Linked DNA regions of Homo sapiens: regions 1 and 2 are each linked to region 3. The links are chromatin contacts, found by Hi-C or POLR2A ChIA-PET in ENCODE. All regions are on one chromosome and are shown on one strand. Each heading gives the region's core, a stretch centred on a gene start or an enhancer-like site at or near the end of the contact. The rest is flanking DNA. Distances are from core to core; before and after follow the strand shown. Region 1 overlaps TYW1 (tRNA-yW synthesizing protein 1 homolog). Region 2 overlaps TYW1 (tRNA-yW synthesizing protein 1 homolog). Region 3 overlaps TYW1 (tRNA-yW synthesizing protein 1 homolog).

Region 1 (3,456 bases), core at 318-2,817, 120 kb after region 3:
TCACTAATAAGCTTTCCAGGGAGGAAACTTTATAGGCTTACTTCACGGACTGAGTCACCTTCTAAAGAGTCTGGTTTTTGTTTTTGTTGTTTTGCAAGACCAAGCTTCGGCACAGGGAGGTTAATTGATGGGTTAAAAACATTCTGGACCGGGCGCAGTGGCTCACGCCTGTAATCCCAGCACTTTGGGAGGCCAAGTTGGGCGGATCACAAGTTCAGGAGATCGAGACCATTCTGGCTAACACGGTGAAACCCTGTCTCTATTAAAAATACAAAAAAAACAAAAAAACAAAAAAATTGGCCGGGCGTGGTGGCGGGTGCCTGTAGTCCCAGCTACTCAGGAGGCTGAGGCAGGAGAATGGCGTGAACCCGGGAGGCAGAGCTTGCACTGAGCCAAGATTGCACCACTGCACTCCAGCCTGGGTGACAGAGCAAGACTCTGTCTCAAAAAAAAAAAAAAAAAAAAAAATTCTGAACATCCCTGGACTATAGAGTTTTTGCATTTGAATGATTAATTTTCCAGGGAGGGAGTATTTGCTATAATATTTGGGACTTTGGGAACTTGTAGATTGGTACAAGTAATATTTCTGGAGAAATAGACCTGCTCTAAGGCATATTGATTTTAGAGATGTATAGTTTGGGGCTGCCCTATATTCCTTTAAAATTTACTTTGTCTCAGTCGTTTTGTGAAGCATAATTTGGCTGTCTTAAATATCCTTCTCATACCCTGTCTTCTGCACACATGGAGTCCAGTTATTTCTATTCATTTGTATTTGATGCAGGAGTGATGGATAGATTTTGTGTGCAGGAACATTGCCAGAGATTTTACTTTTGTCAATATCCTCGGACATCCAAGTCAGTACGTTGCTTGAAGTCATGGGAGTCTGAGATGACATCCTGGTTTAGGCAATAACATGATCTTCTGCTGATTGATTTTTATGACATTGTTTCTCTTATTTCTGTTTACTATTCTGTAGATAGGGCACCTCTCTTGTTCATCTTGTGGTGGTGGTTTTAGATTTTTTAGAAAGCTCTTCTCCCAGATGGAAAGTATATAGAGTAGCCCTTAGGATTTTATAGTTGCATCTTTCTTTCTCTAGAAACCTTACCACTTATTTATTCTCTTTCAGCTATTTTGTCTTCAGCTGTTTACATTTTGTATTCCTTACTAGTCATTCGTTCTTTGAATATTCTCATTTCTTTGTCCTTTTCCATACAATTCCCATGTTGTAAATTTCCGCATTCTGCTTCTCAGGGCACATATCATTTTCATACTATGGACTGTCTTGTTCAAAATGTCAGTAAGCACCCTCATCTAATTTCTCCCAACCTCCAAAGGATGAGGAAACATTGCTCCATACTACTCATTTGATTTTCCCAAAGTGTAAATACCACAGTAGTATTTACACTAAAATTCCAGTGGGAATTTTATTTCTGCCATTACATGGTTACTTTGCTTACAGTCCCTCTTTTTCACATTCTGCTGCCAGTGCTCCGAGCCTCTTCTGTGTGCATCTTGCACCTCTCAGCTTTCTTGCGCTCATCTCTTCTTGTGGTTTCACCCTCCGCTTACTCCTTCACACAGATGATATCTTCCTGCACACTAACCAAGTTGCCGGGTGGATGTCAAGCTCTGTTTTTCTGTTTCCTGTTGTAAGTAACCTGTAGAGTACATGACTCTTCAGGCTCTGGCCACACTGTCCTACGATTCAGTTGATGTGCATGATCTTCTTAGGTTCTACTGAACTCAAGGCATGTCTTTTCTACTCTCTGCCAAATTTCTGATCTTTAAGCAGGAGAATTTTTTTTTTTTTTTTCTGAGACAGAGTCTTGCTCTGTCGCTCAGGCTGGAGTGCAGTGGTGTGATCTCAGCTCTCTGCAACCTCCGCCTCCTGGGTTCAAGTGATTCTCATGCCTCAGCCTTCTGAGTAGCTGAGTTTACAGGCATGCGCTACCACGTCCAGCTAATTTTTGTATTTTTAGTAGAGATGGGGTTTCACCATGTTGGCCAGGCTGGTCTCGAACTCCTGACCTCAGATGATCCGCCCACCTTGGTCCCCCAAAGTGCTGGGATTACAAGCGTAAACCACCACGCCTGGCAGAGCAGGAGAGTTTTAAGTATCTACTGTAATGGATAGCGGAGATCAGGCATATCAAGAGACTGTTAAACCCAACCAATCTCATCTTAAGTATCAATACTATTAAAAAGTGTGTATGTATACGTGTTTTCTGATCCCAAAACTTTTGTTGTATTTCCTTCTAAACCTTAATTTTTTTGGTGTAGATAGATTTATATTATTAATGCCATGCTGCGTTTATAAGTTTGTTTTCAGCTTTTAAAAAATTCATTTAAATTTTTTTGGTGTAGATATATTTATATTGTTAATGCCATGCTGCATGTATAAGTTTGTTTTCAGCTTTTAAAAAATTCATCATTGTAACATAAAAATTACCCCTTGCAGCCAGGTGTTATAGCTAATGCCTGTAATCCCAGCATTTTGGGAGGCCGAGGTGGGTGGATCACTTGAGGTCAGGAGTTCGAGACAAGCCTGGGCAACATAGCGAAACATCTCTACTAAAAAATACAAAAAAAATTGGCTGGATGTGATGGCATGTGCCTGTAGTTCCAGCTACTCAGGAGGCTGAGGTGGGAGGATGGTTTGAGCTTGGGAAGTCAAGGCTGCAGTGAGCTATGATGGCACTATTGCATTCCAGCCTGGGCAACAGAGCAAAACTGTCTCAAAAAAAAAAAAAAAAAGTTACCCCTTGTCAACAAATACTCCTCTAAAACAGTTATTCTCAATGGGAACGAGGTACAAAAAATAAGTCTCCCTCTCTTTCTGAGAGTCACATCTAGATTGACCCTGCTATTGTTAGGAGGATGTTCCTCAGATATGTTGGGGTTCGTGACCATTGTTCTGAAATAACATCTTTAGTGTTAGCTAAAGGGTGATATCATAAATCATCTAGCCATTCCTTGGGATTGAACATCTTGTCATCATCTTGAGTTTGTAGTGTCTCGTTATTATAAAGCTAGAATAAACATGCTTATTCATCAGTCTTTGTTCATAATTTTCATCATGTCCATAGGCTACATTTTTAGAAATGCAATTACTAGGTCAACAGATTTGAATATTTTTCAGATTCTTTAATCATCTTGCCATGTTACTTTTCTAAACGTTGGTACTGAATTACACTCCCACCGTCAATGAACAAATATGCCTGTCGTGCTAAACTCTAGGCAGCACTGAATATTGCTGTTTAAAAAAAAATCTTTGCCAATTTGATAAGCCCAAATAGTACCTCATTACTGCTTCAATTTGCATATCTTTGATTACTAGTAAGTCAGTACCATATTTTAGGAGACCATTTTATCTTGTTTTGACACAGCCTCAACTAGAGTATGTGTTGAATTGCAACTGTCAAGATAAATCATTGAAATTAAAAGCTGTAATCC
Region 2 (3,196 bases), core at 130-2,629, 86 kb after region 3:
ATTCTTTCCTTTTCTATAGGTAAGGCTTTTTTCCCTCTGTCTTCTTTCTGGATTTTGTTAAATATTTGATTTTCTGTGGTTTGAAACTTACATGCTTATCTATAGTTTTTCTGACATTTATCCTACTTGGTGTTCTGGGAGCCTCCTGACTGTGGTTTGGGGCCTGACATTAACATGGGGAAATCCTGAGTGATTATTCGTTCAAATACTACTTTTGTTCTTTTCTCTCTTTCTTTTCCTCTTGGTATTCCTGTTACACATACATTACACCCTTTATAGTTATCCCACAGCTCCTGAATATTCCATTCTGGTTTATTTCAGTCTTTTTTCATTTTGCTTTTCAGTTTTAGAGGTTTCTGTTGAGAATCCTTAAACTCAGAGATTCCTTCATCAGCCATATCCAGTCTCAAGGCCATTCTTCATTTCCAAAGTTAGAGTGTTTTAGAGCTCCAGCATTTCGATTTTGTTCTTTCTTAGGATTTCGATCTCTGTTTACATTGTCTATCTGTTCTTGTGTGCTGTGTACTTTATCCACTGGAGCCCTTTGCATCTGGTCGGGTTATCCCAACATCCCTGCCGTGTCAGAGCCTGGTTTGGATCCTTGTGCTATCTCTTTAAACTTTGCTTTTTGCCTTTTAGTGTGCCTTGTAACTTCTTGTCACTGAACGTGATATCCTGGGTAAAAGGAACTGCTCTCACTAGACCTTTAATAATGTGATGGTATGGTGTATGGGGAGGGGAAGCATTCTGTAGTCTTATGATTAGGTCTCAGTGTTTTTTTTTTTTTTTTTTGAGACGGAGTCTTGCTCTGTCACAGGCTGGAGTGCAGTGGCACGATCTTGGCTCACTGCAACTTCTGCCTCCCAGGTTCAAGCAATTCTCCTGCCTCAGCCTTCCAAGTAGCTAGGATTACAGGCACCCGCCACCATGCTCCACTAATTTTTGTATTTTTACTAGATACGGGGTTTTACCATGTTGGGCAGGCTAGTCTTGAACTCCTAACCTCAAATGATCCACCTGCCTTGGCCTCCCAAAGTGCTGGGATTACAGGTGTGAGCCACCGCGCCCAGTCTAGGTCTCAGTCTTTTAGTGAGGCTGTACCCCTGGACTGTGAACTTCACAAATACTTCTCAGTTTTTTCTTCCCCCTTGGGACAGGTTGGCTAGAGTGTGCTGCAGTTGGCTATTTCCCTTTTCTTACATGGAAGGCCGGTGCTGGCTGGAGTTGGGTATTTCTCTTCCACTTGGTTAGTTAGGCTCTGATAAAACCAAGCAAGTTAGGTTCTGGTTAAATCGTTTCTCCTGGGAGCAGACCTTGTTATCAACAGAATGCTCTGACACATGTCAAATGGTTCCTGTTTCCCTCCCCTTACCGGAAGCACAAGGGATTTCCCCCTGTATACTTACTGTGAGAATCTGGCAGAGCTCCAGTAGGTAAAACTCACAAAAGTGTAGGGCCCCTAATGACTGGGTCTGTCTGGAATTTTTATGTGTCAGACTTGTCCACACTGAGCCTCCAGCACTTTGTCAATTACAGTTCAGTTTCCCTGTGTTAGCGCTGGTCTCTGTGGAGGTTTCTGCTCCTGTTAAGTTGTGATTCTCTGTGCCTGCCTGTTTTTCCCTCCAATTATGGGGACAGCAGGTTTGCCCTGTGACCTCACTTCTCTGATGGATCTAAGAACAGTTGTTGATTTTTCAATTTGTTCAGCTTTTTACTTGTTAAGACACAGTGATGACGTCCAAGCAACTTTCTTGCTGCATTGGAAACTAGAAGGCTCGTAGGGGTTAATTTTAAGTTTTAAAATCTGATAGTATAAGTCTCACAGCTTTTTTCTTTAAGACCTAGTAATTTTTGTCTTTGTGAATTCTCCTTTTAGTGTCATGCTTAGACCCTTAGGATATAAAAATACTTATGTATATTTTCTGGTTCTTTCCTAGCCCAGTTGTTTAAATCTCAACTCTTTAATCCAGTTGGGATATAACTTAGCATTCATTTTTATGTCGTTCCCAAGTACCATTTATTGATGAACCATCTTTAAAGTACAGATTTGATAAGCTATCATTACTACGTATTGAAACTTGATATATGTGCTGTTCCATTCCCAGAAGATACTCTGTGTGTTGATTTCTACTTTTTTTTTTTTGTTAACAGAGTGTCATATCTTTCTATAGAAGTAATTATAGGCCGTGCGTGGTGGCTCATGCCTCTAATCCCAGCACTTTGGGAGGCTGAGGTGGGTGGATCACCTGAGGTCAGGAGTTTGAGACCAGCCTGGCAAACACAGTGAAACCCCATCTCTACTACAAATACAAAAATCAGTTGGGTGTGGTGGTGGGTACCTGTAATCCCAGCTACTCGGGAGGCTGAGGCAGGAGAATCACCTGAACCCGGGAGGCGGAGGTTGCAGTGAGCCGAGATTGTGTCACTGCACTTCAGCTTGGGAAACAGAGACTCCATCTCAAAAAACAAACAGATGGCTGGGTGCGGTGGCTCACATCTGGAATCCCAGCACTTTGGGAGACTGAGGTGGGTGGATCACGAGTTCAGGAGGTCGAGACCATCCTGGCTAACATGGTGAAACCCCGTCTCTACTAAAAATACAAAAAATTAGCTGAGCATGGTGGTGGGTCCCAGCTACTCGGGAGGCTGAGGCAGGAGAATGATGTGAACCTGGGAGGTAGAGCTTGCAGTGAGTGGGGATCATGCCCCTGCACTCCAGCCTGGGCGACAGAGCGAGACTCTTAACTCAAAAAAAAAAAAATGCAAAATACAAAAATGAAGTAAATATAACACTCCAACACTCTTCTTACTGTCTGAATAATATTTTTTAATATGGATTTAACAAATAACCTCACAAGTCTTGTCTTTGGCAGCCTTCCCTAACTCCTTCCCTCCCCTCCCACAGTCTGCATTTGGCACTTCTGGGTGAAGGGTACTTGTGCTTTCTTTTACCACCCAGGAGAGCAGGGGTTGGTGTGACTGCTTATTTAATTGTCCTTGCTCTGAATTGAAAAGTCCCCTAGGGAAGGCAAGATGTGTGTTATGCCTTTTTGTTCACTGTGGTATTCAAAGCCCTTAACACGGTGACTGACACATGATTGCCACATAAGTATTTGGTCAATGAGCAAATTGCATTTATCTGATCTCCTCTTGGTGTATATTCTGTTATTTCCCAACAACCTGCTTGGTTTAGTAA
Region 3 (3,363 bases), core at 648-3,147:
TTTTGTTTTTTCTTTTCTTTTTTTTGAGACAGTCTTGCTGTGTTGCCCAGGCTGGAGTGCAGTGGCACAATATCATCTCATGGCAGCCCCCGCCTCCCGGGTTCATGCAATTCTGCCTCAGCCTCCCCAGTAGGTGGGATTATAGCACCCGCCACCACGCCCGGCTAATTTTTGTATTTTTAGTAGAGACAGTGCCTCGCCATGTTGGCCAGGCTGGTCTTGAACTCCTGACCTCAGGTGATCCACCTGCCTCAGCCTCTCGAAGTGCTGGGATTACAGGTGCAAGCCACTGAGCCTGGCTTTTTCTGGCATTTTCTTTGGGGCTGGCTCACACATTCCCCGAATGCTTTCCGCGTGATCATCCATGACACACCACATGAAATTGCCTTAGTTGTTACTGTCGAGGGAAGTAGTACGTGCCAGTGCTTAAGAGTTGGGTCGAAGCACTGTCATTGTAAGACTGGTTTTTGAGTAATACTCACTAACTTTCATGGAGTCATACGTCTCAGCTTGTGTATCTGGACAAATTATTTTACCCCTCTGTGCTTCCGTTTTCTCATTTGTAATGTGGGAGATAACAGTATCTGCCTTATAAAGTTCTTATGTAGATTGAAAAAGTTAATCCAGCCGCATTGTATTTTCTTGTATAGTAGTTAATATATTTTTTATATAATAACATTATATTCTAATTCTATTAGAATTAATGTATAATTATATTAGAATTATATAATTATATTAGAATTAATATATAATTATATTAGAATTATATAATTATATTAGAATTATATAACAATTATATAATTAGAATTAGAATATAATTTTAACTAATTATTCTGATATAATTATATATTATTAGTATAATATATAATTAGAATTAGAATATAATATTAACTAATTATTTCAATATAATTAGAATTAGAATATATTAACTATAATAGTTAATAATTAGCTTATATAAGTATATGTCTTCAAATAGGATAGATTTGGTCCTACCAAAACACCACCTTGGTATTCTACCTCCCTCCCTCTGTAGTACTATTTAAGACTTCTTCTAGGACTGAAGATAATTTGAAGTATGAGAGTGGTTTCTAAGAACTAGAGCACTAAAGTTTGAAACACTGGAATGTTAGGGAGACAGATGGAGATATGGGAGGAATAGGGTGTTAGGGGTGGCATGTTTGGGGAACCCTAAACAGTTTGGTGTGCCTAGAGTTGACTGGGGGTAGGGATATTTGGAGCTGTGACATAGAGAAGGAAGATGGGGTAGGATCCTAGAGGCTTCTCAAGTCCTGCAGTGGAGGGGGCTGAGCTTTCTCCTGAAGGCAGTGGGAGGCAATGTGATTTGATTGAATTGGAGAATGGGTTAGCGGGTGTGGGGAGAGAGGAGAGTTCCAGTGTAGGTTTAAAATATTAGGAGGCCGGGTGCAGTGGCTTATGCCTGTAATCCCAGAGCTTTGGGAGGCTGAGGCTGGTGGATCACCTGAGGTCTGGAGTTCAAGATCAGCCTGGCAAACATGGCGAAACCTCATTTCTACTAAAAATACAAAAGTTAGTGGGATGTGGTGGCACACGCCTGTAATCCCAGCTACTCGGGAGACTGAGGCAGGAGAATCGCTTGAACCTGAGAGATGGAGGTTTCAGTGAGCAGAGATTGTGCCTCTGTACTCCAGCTTAGGCAACAGCCTGAGACAACCCTGTCTCAAAAAATAAAGGAAAAAAGGAGAAATCAAAATACATACTAGATTATCTCACTCAATCCTCACAGTGACCTTGAGATGATCAAACTATTATCATCTGCAATTTACCATTTAACAGATAGCAACTGAGGCTTAGTTTAAGCAATTTGTCCATCGTCAGTTGGCTGGTAAGTTGACAGGCTCAAGCCTGGACTCCATCTGTCTGTGTCACTCCTCTTGGCTGCTTCCCCAGGGAGGAGTGGTTCTCAGAAGAGAAGCTGTAGTGTTTAGAGAACCATGAGTCAGGAGGAGCCTGATAATTTTTATATTGTTTATTTTCTCTTTCTCTTATGTTGTGGTTTGTAAATGTAAAGCCCATTGCTACTTTTTTTTTTTTTTTTCCTGCAGTAAATAAATGTTGCTAAATAATCCCCACAGCAATGTTCTGGCTAAGCAGACAAACACTAACATCAGCATCATTAATTTTGGAAATAAATGGCAAATGCTTGACAGTTACTCACTGGAGAAACATTTCCATTTGCCAGCTATTTAAATTGCAGAAGGATCTCAGTATGTCCAGTTCTGATTATAAATTTCTGTTGGTATTGCAGTGGAATAACAGGAAGCTAGTTTCAGAATTATTTTTAAGGCTTTGGAGTGTTTACTTCACCTAGAAACAAGAGGTGATATCCTTTCAACCCCAATACACTGCCCTTAAACCATCTTGACTCACCATGGTCTCTGTAGCTAGGAGCACTTAGCAATGAGTCCCCATGTTATCTTGTTAAGGTAGGTTATCCAAAATAGAATTACGGTGTCAGAGTAAAGCTCTTGACACGCTTGGGCACGCTGCTTTTCCACCAGTTCAAAAGGCATTTTTAGAACTCAGTATATACAAAAGCTTTGCGTAATGGTGAAAATTGGTCATTTTAAAACTGAACCATGACTAGTGAGTGATATCTTGGAGATTCATTTATTAAAGAAATAGGAATCTAAATGTGGGGTTAAATTGCAGCAAAAGTTATTAAATATTAATAATTTAATTTTTTACTGTGATTCCTTTTCAGTGATATAATTTTTATTAGTTTAGATTAATATTAAAACTCTACTTCATGTATAATTAAGCATGAATAAGAGTTTTTTTTTTTTTTTTTTTGAGATGAAGTCTTGCTTTGTTGCCCAGGTGTGATCTTGGCTCATTGCAACCTCTGCCTGCTAGGTGCAAGTGATTCTTCTGCCTCAGCCTCCTGAATAGCTGCGACCACAAGCGCATGCCACCACGCCTGGCTAATTTTTGTATTTTCAGAAGAGATGGGTTTCATCATGTTGGCCAGGCTGTTCTAGAACTCCTGACCTCAAGTGATCTGCCCGCCTCAGCCTCCCAAAGTGCTGGGATTACAGGTGTGAGCCACCACGTCCGACCTGAGTTTTTAATATTGAAAGTTACCAGGCTTAGAATTAGTTACTAAAAGAAGTATGGTCTAAGTTTCCGGGTCTGGAAATAGCTGTCTGATAGTTTTGAGGCATTTCTTCATTTATTCAACCAACATTTACTGAAGGCCCATCCTGTGCTGGCATGGCTCCAGGCCTAGCCAGGTTGACTGTCTAGAAAAATGACCTCTAGAGAATTTGGGCGTTCTGTAGCCAATCTTCTCTTTTTCTTTTCTTTGAGACAGAGTCTGTTGCC

What was found. Hi-C counts contacts between places; a loop is a spot of excess contacts on that map. ChIA-PET counts read pairs that join two places held with the same protein, here RNA polymerase II (POLR2A). Pooled maps may share reads with other maps.
Region 1: a pooled map shows a loop between it and region 3 (2.9-fold over the local background). The contact joins two enhancer-like sites. A Hi-C loop is called at or near these places in 5 of 37 single-sample maps with no recorded cell type and 5 of 50 pooled maps. POLR2A ChIA-PET finds 5 or more read pairs at or near these places in 1 of 52 experiments (HEK293).
Region 2: a loop to region 3 is called in a map of PC-3, with 2.6 times the contacts of the local background. The contact joins two enhancer-like sites. A Hi-C loop is called at or near these places in 1 of 168 maps with a recorded cell type or tissue (PC-3), 1 of 37 single-sample maps with no recorded cell type and 8 of 50 pooled maps. POLR2A ChIA-PET finds 5 or more read pairs at or near these places in 4 of 52 experiments (CD4-positive, alpha-beta T cell, WTC11, activated CD4-positive, alpha-beta T cell and 1 more).

The regions. Positions count from the first base shown.
Region 1 is chr7:67,161,869-67,165,324 of GRCh38, forward strand. The region is part of intron 13 of TYW1 (tRNA-yW synthesizing protein 1 homolog); the gene reads left to right. Among named protein-coding and RNA genes, the nearest start is that of MIR4650-1, 49 kb to the left of the region's middle. Within about 2 kb of position 1,568, at least 3 of the 41 ENCODE cell types and tissues checked have a DNase peak (open chromatin) inside an H3K27ac peak, as active enhancers do.
Region 2 is chr7:67,127,917-67,131,112 of GRCh38, forward strand. The region is part of intron 13 of TYW1 (tRNA-yW synthesizing protein 1 homolog); the gene reads left to right. It overlaps LOC124901664 (a long non-coding RNA gene), which reads right to left. Exons shown (of 2, transcript XR_007060370.1): 1 at 1-3,196. Among named protein-coding and RNA genes, the nearest start is that of MIR4650-1, 15 kb to the left of the region's middle. Within about 2 kb of position 1,380, at least 17 of the 41 ENCODE cell types and tissues checked have a DNase peak (open chromatin) inside an H3K27ac peak, as active enhancers do.
Region 3 is chr7:67,041,299-67,044,661 of GRCh38, forward strand. The region is part of intron 7 of TYW1 (tRNA-yW synthesizing protein 1 homolog); the gene reads left to right. Among named protein-coding and RNA genes, the nearest start is that of TYW1, 46 kb to the left of the region's middle. Within about 2 kb of position 1,898, at least 13 of the 41 ENCODE cell types and tissues checked have a DNase peak (open chromatin) inside an H3K27ac peak, as active enhancers do.